Regions from separate parts of the Homo sapiens genome. Here region 2 is linked to region 1. A link is a contact called in ENCODE Hi-C or POLR2A ChIA-PET data. All regions are on one chromosome and are shown on one strand. Each heading gives the region's core, a stretch centred on a gene start or an enhancer-like site at or near the end of the contact. The rest is flanking DNA. Distances are from core to core; before and after follow the strand shown.

What was found. A loop is a pair of places that touch in the nucleus more often than their neighbours do. ChIA-PET counts read pairs that join two places held with the same protein, here RNA polymerase II (POLR2A). Pooled maps may share reads with other maps.
Region 2: a loop to region 1 is called in a map of PC-9, with 2.1 times the contacts of the local background. The contact joins the promoter of LINC03026 here to the promoter of CDK20 in region 1. A Hi-C loop is called at or near these places in 1 of 168 maps with a recorded cell type or tissue (PC-9) and 9 of 50 pooled maps. POLR2A ChIA-PET finds 5 or more read pairs at or near these places in 9 of 52 experiments (A549, CD4-positive, alpha-beta T cell, HCT116 and 6 more).

Annotation. Positions count from the first base shown.
Region 1 is chr9:87,971,762-87,976,413 of GRCh38, reverse strand. It overlaps CDK20 (cyclin dependent kinase 20), which reads left to right and starts at 1,881. Exons shown (of 8, transcript NM_001039803.3): 1 at 1,881-2,042; 2 at 2,379-2,492. The coding sequence starts at 1,968. It overlaps LOC105376131 (a long non-coding RNA gene), which reads right to left and starts at 1,779. Exons shown (of 3, transcript XR_930088.2): 1 at 1,552-1,779.
Region 2 is chr9:88,076,011-88,080,662 of GRCh38, reverse strand. It overlaps LINC03026 (long intergenic non-protein coding RNA 3026), which reads left to right and starts at 2,763. Exons shown (of 2, transcript NR_135138.1): 1 at 2,763-2,940. It overlaps LOC124902201 (syncytin-A-like), which reads left to right and starts at 2,763. Exons shown (of 7, transcript XM_047424307.1): 1 at 2,763-2,940; 2 at 3,180-3,280. RefSeq lists an enhancer at 3,515-4,065.

The DNA of each region.
Region 1 (4,652 bases), core at 632-3,131:
GAGTGCCACCATGCCCGGCTAATTTTTGTATTTTTCGTACAGGCAGGGAGTTTCGCCATGTTGGCCAGGCTGGTCTCAAACTCCTGATCTCAAGTGATCCGTAGGACTCGGCCTCCCAAAGTGCTGGGATTACAGGCCTGAGCCACCATGCCCAGCCTATCTTCGCCAGTTTTAATGCTAAAAACTATTCCATTCTATGGCACTCCCTTAACTTAACTTAGCCATTTTTCCATCTGGGTATTTGGGTTGTTTTCAGATCTCTGCTATCATCAAACAGGAGGAATACTTTGTATGGACATCAAGTCATTCTTCTGCAATTATTAACCCAGAAGTGAAATTTCTAAGCTAGAAAATATTTGCTTTTTTGGAAAATTAATAAATTATATTCAAAACTCAAATAATGTAAAGAGACCCAGTGAAAAGTCTGCCTCCTATTCTGTCCCCCTGTCCTCCCAGTCCCTCTTCCACCAGGTAACCACACTCAGGAAATCTTGTGTATCTTTCCAGATATCTTGTAATGGATGTACAAGCATTATTTATATTCTTTTCTCCTTTTGTTTACACAGCCAGTGGTACTCTATGCATTCTGTCCTGCATCTTGCCTTTTTCATTTAACAACCTATTTTAGAAATCTTCCCATTGCTGTACATAAAAAGATTTAATACCTCATTTGAAGGAGGCACCACAATGATGGACATCTGTGTTGTTTCCAATAGTTTGCCGTTGAAACAACGTTGCAATGGAATAACTTTGTACATGTCATTTCACATGTGTAAAAGGTGTCTATTGGGGAAATTGCTAGAAGTGGCTTTGCTGAGTCTGAGGGTCTGTGCATTTGTGATTTGATCAACATCGTCAAATTATACTGCCACCAGCAATGTATGAAAGTGCTTGTTTTCCCGTAGCTTGGTCAATGAACTATTAGACCTGAGATCTTTAGCCATCCAATATGTGAAAAACTGTAACTTTAGTTTGCATTTGTTTATTGTATGTGAAGTTGAGCATCCTTTCAGAAGTTTAAGGCCTACTCTGTCCTGTCTGGGTCAGAGTATGCCCTTTTATTTTATTTTTAGTTTTAGTTTTTGAGACAGAGTCTCGCTCTGTCACCCAGGCTGGAGTACGGTGGCGCAATCTCGGCTCACTGTAACCTCTGCCTCCCGGGTTCAAGCGATTCTTCTGCCTCAGCCTCCTGAGTAGCTGGGATTACAGGAGCACGCCACCACGCCCGGCTAATTTTTTTTGTATTTTCAATAGAGACGGGGTTTCACCATGTTGGTCAGGCTGGTCTCGAACTCCTGACCTGATGATCCGCCCGCCTCAGCCTCCCAAAGCGCTGGGATTACAGGCGTGAGCCACCGTGCCCGGCCCTCAGAGTATGCCCTTTTAAAAATCTGTGGGTACACGTAGCCAACTGACATTTTAAGACAAGAGGACCCACAGACCCTCTTTCCACAACGCAGCCCGGGACCTGTCTGTCTGCATCAATAGTGCCTGGCTTTCGGAGCTAGAAAACAGCACCTGCGCGTGGTCGAAGCCTGAACCTCTACTTACAGGTGCGGAGCTTCCGGCTTGCCAGGGGAAGGAGCCCGCCCCTCCCGGCTGCGTGCACCAGCGCAGCTAGTCACGTGACGCCGGGGGCGGGGGCAGATAGGAGGTGCCTGCTGTCATCGTTCCGTGGGCCCTGCTGCGGGCACGCTCTCGGCGCATGCGTTTTTTATGCGGGATTAAGCTTGCTGCTGCGTGACAGCGGAGGGCTAGGAAAAGGCGCAGTGGGGCCCGGAGCTGTCACCCCTGACTCGACGCAGCTTCCGTTCTCCTGGTGACGTCGCCTACAGGAACCGCCCCAGTGGTCAGCTGCCGCGCTGTTGCTAGGCAACAGCGTGCGAGCTCAGATCAGCGTGGGGTGGAGGAGAAGTGGAGTTTGGAAGTTCAGGGGCACAGGGGCACAGGCCCACGACTGCAGCGGGATGGACCAGTACTGCATCCTGGGCCGCATCGGGGAGGGCGCCCACGGCATCGTCTTCAAGGCCAAGCACGTGGAGGTGAGGCTGGACCGCGGCCGGCAGCCTGGCGGGGGTGTGCCCCCGCCACCCTCCGGCTAACGCTCTAAACTGTTTCGGTTCCCTTTTTACATCCAGTACAGTTTTTAAAACCTACTCATATTCTAAACCTACTTTGGGCCGTTGCGCTTCCCTCCGCACAGCTGGCTTGGTCCCCTACCCCAGCGGCTGGGTCCCAGGCTAGTCCTAGACCCCCGAGGAGGGCCTCTGGCCGAGCCGGGGGCGCGTGTCTCTCTCTCAACCACCTTCCCCTCACCCACCTTCATCTCTCTTTCCCAGCCGAGGGTGGGCTGGCAGTGTCTGCCTTCTATCCTGCAGACTGGCGAGATAGTTGCCCTCAAGAAGGTGGCCCTAAGGCGGTTGGAGGACGGCTTCCCTAACCAGGCCCTGCGGGAGATTAAGGCTCTGCAGGAGATGGAGGACAATCAGTATGTGAGTAGGGGAGGGGGGGCATGGTATTCTCACCCTCAGTCGCTCGTTCCCACTTCTTTGTGCCTTCATTTTCCCAGCTACGCCTTCACCAGCTTTCAGGGATTTCCTCCCGCTGTCACTCACACACACTGCTCATTCATCTGCCTCCTTACCCCCTTTTGCCCTTTTTTGTCCACTTGTTCACCTTTATTTACCTATTTCTTTCATTTCTCACACATTCACTCTCATTTGCCTACTTATTTCTTAATGTATTCATTCATTCACCGACTTTTTTTCTCAAAACATGTAGTGATTTATAATGTAACTAGCACCTATTGAGCTCCCGATGTGTTCTGCAGGCATTATATACATTGTCATTTTGAGACCTCTTTACTACTGTACAAGGCAGGTTTCCAGATCTCTGTTTCTCAGGTGAGAGGAGGAGGTTATGTCACCAGCTCTTGGGCCCTCCGTTAGTCAGTAGAGGGTTTGGCCCAGGTTTGATTGAGAGTCCATTCTTCCCTTGGGACCTCCCATAGGCTCTACCCTGTGTTGGGCACTGGTGACACAGAGAAACCAGCTCCAGCCCAGCTCCTGAGGACTTAAGTGTGCTAACAAGAGACAGAGGCAACAGGGCCCACCTAGTGTGGTTCGTGCTGTGATAGGGTACCGGGAGGGGCTGCTGGAACACGAAGAGGGGCATCTTTCACCCCTAGTGTCATTACTCTTTTGGTGCTCTCTCTCACCCATGTCGAAATAGGGAATGTATTTGACTCCCTGGAGAGTTAACAGGGTTGGGTCTCTGTGATCTGGAGATATGCATGATATATTGGATGACAAAAGCATGTTATAAAATTTTGTGTCATCTGGGTTTTGTTTGGAAATATTATATATGTGAATGTGTATTTGTGTGTGCCATATCTGTTGTAAAGTCTGGTAGAATACACTCTAAGATTGACTGTAGGATTTTTCTTTTGTTCTTTTTCTGTTGGATTTTATGTCTTACCTGAATGTGTGCATGTGTTTTGATCTGTTAAATGGTTGTGTACTACCTGAAAAATCCGAAAACAGCAATCAGGCCATTTTGATTTTTTGAGGAAGATAAAAGGGCTTCCAGACAGCCATGTGTGGGATAGGTGGAGAGATCCATAAGGAAGCTGGTGATATGGTCCCTACATCCAGTTGGTCAGCAATTCTGAAGGTTCTAACTTTAAAACATACTCTAGATTTGCTCCTTGCCCAAGTCATCATCACCACTCATCAGAATGACAGTGGCAGCCTCCCCACTGCTCTCCATAGCCACAGTCCGGAGGGCTTTGTCAAAAGTGTAAGTTAAGTCATCGGCTCCCCTGCGTAAAAAGCCCTGGTGGCTTCTCTTCACACTTAGAGCACTATCACCATGTGCCCACCTCCAGCTGGCCTCTCCCTTTTCTCTCATTCAACACAACTTCTTAGGCATCTCTCCAGTGACCAGCACCTATCTAGGGTCCAGGAGCACAGAACAAGGCAGACACATCCTTCCCTTAAACAATCTCATGTACTCACATCCCTCTAGCCTCCTTCTGTGCTGGCGTTAGGGCCTTGCACTTGCTTTTCTTCCTGCTCAGAGCTTTATCCCAGATCCCCACAAACTGGGTCCTCATCTAGCCCCACCCCACCTAAATAAAGAAGTATCCTTTTCTCCACTCACAGAATCACACTATCCTCTTCTAGTTCTGTTGATTTTTTTTCTTTTTTTGATACAGGGTCTCACTCTGTCACCCAGGCTGGAGTGTAGAAGTGCGATTTTGTCTCCCTGTAGTCTCAACCTCCTGGGCTCAGGTGATCCTCCCACCTCAGCTTCCCAAGTAGCTAGGACTACAGGCACGTGTCACCATGCCTGGCTAGTTTTTTGTATTTTTTGTAGAGACAAGGTTTCACCATGTTGCCCAGGCTGGTCTCAAACACCTGGGTTCAAGCCATCCGCCCACCTTGGCCTCTCAAAGTACTGGGATTACGGGCATGAGACGTCATGCCCAGCCCCCTTGTATTTTGGTTCCTGTACTTACAGAATCTGAATATATCCCTTTTATTCATTTATTTGTTAAACTGTTTGTCCTTTGTGCTGTGAGTTCATTAAGAGTCCTGTCTCTCAGCTCACTCTCTGTGTAGCCTGGCTCCTCTGACAGTACTGGCCTCAGT
Region 2 (4,652 bases), core at 1,514-4,013, 100 kb before region 1:
TTCCTGAGTGCTGGGTGCCCTCTAGTGCCTCAGGGCCTTTGCACATTCTGGTCCCTCTGCCTCAAATGCTCTTTTTTGCAGATCCCACTAACCTTCACCCAGAAACCTCCTACTCATACCACTTGCACATGGGAGGCTTCTCTATGCCCCAGAGTAAGTAGGAGCCCCCCCGTAATGTGACCTTACAGATCGCACCATCAAGAGGTAGAGTCTACGCATGGGAGTCGGCGGTGTGATTTGCTTTGCCCAATGGGTCATTCACAAACATGAATACAAGAGGAAATCTGAAAAGTGCTTGTCCATCAGGGCCTACTCTCTTGCTATGACTGGAAGCCCAAGACCACCAAATCCTAATCAGCTTTCTGAACGCTGGAAGGTCATGTGCAGAAGAGCTAAGGCTCCCTGGCAGAAGACCTGCTGACTGGCAGACACATGTGTAAGGCCATCCTCCAACAGCCAGCGCCAGCCCACTCCTTAACTGACCAGGGACAGAGGAGAGAGCTGAGCAGAGACCACGCAAGCTGACCCAGCCTGGAAGGCCCTTCCAGCCCAGATGACACACAGAATCATGTACAACAATAAAACGGTGGTGGATTTAAGCCACTGAATGTGAGGGGAAACTGACGGATATCCATGGAAATTTGTTTACTATCAATAACCTCATCAGACTACGAGCTTCATAAAGGCAGGCACCAGGTGTATCTGCTCGCCGCTTGATCACATATGTTTAAAACAGCACCCAACATGAAGTAGATTCTCCGTAATTATTTATTGTTTAGTGAATTAAATGAATAAGTCAATAGTCTCCACTGGAGAGACAAAATTGACTGTCAAGGTTTTGCAGCTCTTTTTTTTGTTTGTTTGTTTGTTTTGTTTTGTTTTGTTTTGTTTTGTTTTTGGGACGGAGTTTCGCTCTTGTTGCCCAGGCTGGAGTGCAATGGCACAATCTTGGTTCACCACAACCTCTGCCTCCTGGATTCAAGCGATTCTCCCGCCTCAGCCTCCTGAGTAGTTGGGATTACAGGCATGTGCCACCATGCCTGGCTAATTTTGTATTTTTAGTAGAGATGGGGTTTCTCCATGTTGGTCAGGCTGGTCTCAAACTCCTAACCTCGTGATCCGCCCGCCTTGGCCTACCAAAGTGCTGGGATTATAGGCGTGAACCAACGTGCCCAGCTGGTTTTGCAGCTCTTAAAAACAGTGACTCTACAATGTTTTTCTCACATTTGCTGGGGTCACTTTCTAAGGTGTATAGACTAGTCCTTTACAAACCAACCCTCTCCTCTCCCTGACAACTTGGATATTGCTTCCTCCTCTGCCTGTCGAGGTGTTTTGTCTGTACCTTAGTTTGAGTTTCCCTGCTAAGCACCAAGTTCAGAGCCAGGCTGTGGGACACACGGTAACTAACCCAATATGTCCCCTTCCTGCAGAGAATACACAAGTCCCAAGAAGGTCCATGGGGCCTCAGGGAAGGAAAATATGGTAGGAGGGCTCAGGTCTAATTGAAAGTTGCTCACCTCCAGCCCCAAGGTTTTTTTTGACCCGGATAAAGTAAAACAAAGAAAGCACACTGAAATTAGAGGGAGGCAATGGCATTTTGCACACCTTAGTAACAGCATGTGGTGGCCTGTGGGCATCCTGTATGACTGCAGAGGACCAGGGAGCTTTCTGGGGCAATGAAAACATTCTGAATTTCCTCTCTGGTGGTGCATATTCGTCAAAACTTAGCAACTGCACACTTAAAATAGGTGCAACTTGTACATAAATCATTCTCCAAAACAGTGATTTTGGAAAGGCCTCATGTGGTCCTTTTCTCTTTCCTGGTTCCTTCTCTGCTCACCTGCCAACAGTGCTCCATGGTCCCCCAGGTTGGAGCACGTGGAGGGATGAAGCAAAGGGAAAAAAGAAATGTCATTCACATGGATCCAGAAGTAAGCTGGCTCATACTGGTGCCTAGAAACACCTCCCCACACACCTTCCCACCAAGGAGCAGTTTGCCAGCCCATCTGTTTTGCCCTCTGTGTTTCCCTGGGCAGGAGTTATCCCCCAGCCATTGCATCCCCCAAACTCCAGAGGTTCAGTTGAGCTGAACTTCACCGAGCCTGAGGCAAGAAGACAAGCTCCCCCTACCCAAGCCCTTGACAAGGCAGGAGGAGGGGCTCACAGCACACGGCTGCCTACAGAAGTCTTCCTCTCAAAGCTCCTTAACCTTCCTCCTTCTCGCCATGTGTAACTGCTCACTGCTTCATCACAGATGTTTAAATCAGCACCGTCTGTATTTTGGTCTGGCAGCTCACTTGGGAATGCAGCATCCTTGGAAATGTGGTGTCGGGTGGATGCACCAATGTCCATCTCCTGCTACAAATGGCAACTGAACTTGTGGCCATCTGGGCTTTTTAGTCTGTTGTTGTTGGTTTTACCTCTGTTTTATACTACCCAGCATCCACCAACAATCACAGGCTAATTTTTCCTACATGATGGCTACTTCCCCAACTCCAGGTGGTTGTAGTAAAGAGGACTCCAGCGACATACGGCCTAGTTCAAGGGGTGGACAGGTCAGCCTTGCAGATATTCAAGGGAGAGCCACCTGGGCAGAGGGAAAGTTATGGACTAAACTGTGTCCTCACAAAATTTGTATGTTGAAGCTCTAACCCCTAGTGTGACTGCATTTGGAGGCAGAACCTATAAGGAGGTAATAAAGGTTAAGTGAGGTCATAGGGTGGGCTCTGATCCAATAGAACTGTGTCCTTATAGGAACAGGAAGAAGCGCTAGGGATATCTCCCCTCCCCCGCTCCCTCTGTCTCCCTCTCTCCCTCCCCTCTCCCCTCTCCCATGAGAGGACACAGCCAGAAGGAGACCGTCTGCAAGCCAAGGAGAGAAGCCTCACCAGCCATGGAATCTATAGGCACCTTGATGTTGGACTTCCAGCCTCCAGAGCTGTGAGAAATGCGTTTCTGTTGTTTAAGTTGCCCCGTCTGGATTCTGTTACGGCACCCTGAGCTAAGACAGGGACTAACTGGTGCAAAGGCCCTGGGGGGGACCTGGAGGCAGGTTTGAAGGGTGGGGGGAGGGGAGGCCATGATCACCGGGTGGAGGGTGGGAGTAGGTGGACATGGGTTAGAAAGGTCGTGGGCCAGGCGGCCTCCTAGGCAGCTTCCTGATGTTGGCCTTTTCATAGATGGAAGCCAACCGTCGGGAGCACACACACCACATTACAAGGATCCCAGCCAGGCCCAGGAGGGGAAGCAAGGACACCCTAGAGGCAGAGAGAACTGGCAGGTAGCACCGTGGGGGATGAGAGCGGGTTGGAATCTAGATCCTTCTTGAGAAAGGAGGACGCTGGAGGGTGGGATGTGAAAACTGGGGGAGAGAAGACTCAGAGGTCACTGGAGGTCTGAACAAGTGCAAGGATAGAGGTGCCCCGAGCTGACACGGGTGGCCTGGGCAGGGGCCGGTGTGTTGGGGGAGATCCTGGGGTCTGGAGGCCAGGGGTCGGGCCATGAGGCCGTACCGGCAAAGGCGGTGCGGGCCCTGAAACCAGGCGAAGACAGAGCTGGCGGGAGGCAGCGGCCCCAAAGTCAGGACCGAGGAGGGCCGGGCTGACTGCCAAGGAAGGCCGGGCTGGCTGCCAAGGTCAACCAGGTGGAGGCCTTCGGGGTTCGGCAAGAGCAGTTCTGTGAGCTGGCGGAGCCTGGCGTCTGCCTGCGTGACGTGGAGGAACCGCAGGCGGCGACCGCGGACAGAATGTACAGGTTTCTGGGCGAGGAATGGAGAATGAGGCGGAGCTGGGCTGCAGGAGACGGAGGCAGAGAGAGACGGCCTGGCGGGAGATGCAGGGGCCCGCGGCAGGGCCCTGGAAGCTCCAGGCGGGAGGAGGGACGTGGTGGCGGGCGGGAGGGCAAGGGCTGGGGCCCGGGCTCATTCCGCAGAGCCTGCGGGTACAGCAGGCTGAGGGGTCAGACTGAGCACAGGGAGCTGAATAGCGAGCCCCGCCCGGCAGGGGAAATGAAGGGAGGGTGGTGTGAGAGCTTCTGCCAGGGGCAGAAGGACACCGAGGGACCGCAAGCAGAGCCGAGGGAGTGCGCGCTAGCCCCGGAAGAGGGTGCGCTGGGCTGGCTGCTGAGCTACCCTCAGGAGCTGCAGGGGCTCGAGGGGCTGGAAATGCTGCGGCAGAAACTGGAAGGGCCCTGCCTAGGTTGGCTTAGGAGTAGAGGGGTGCACCCTGGTCAACCCTGCACCTCCGGGGCGCCACGCGCTCGCTGGCGGGAGGGCGGAGGGAGGCGGGAAGGAGACGCTAAGGCGCTGCGATCCCGGACGCGCAGCCCTCTAGGCGTGGAGGCTGCTGGAGCCGCCAGGCAGCTTCTCGGCGACTCCACGCGTCAGTGCAGAGATGCTGCAGGGACGCAGCGCTCACAAAAGCAGCTCCGCTCACAAAAATACGGCCACACCGAGCAGACGTCTGCTTTGACACCACTCGACCCTGCCAAAAAGAGCAATTAATGGGATCAGAAGGGCGGGAGGTGGGAGGGAAGGCGGGGAGTGGGCAATGAGCAGAGCCTGGCTTTCTATCCCAGGACAGCGTGGTGTTCTCAAGGGAATTTAGACAAACATTTCATCCTAACCTCAACAACAGGTCCTCCTGAGTCCTCAT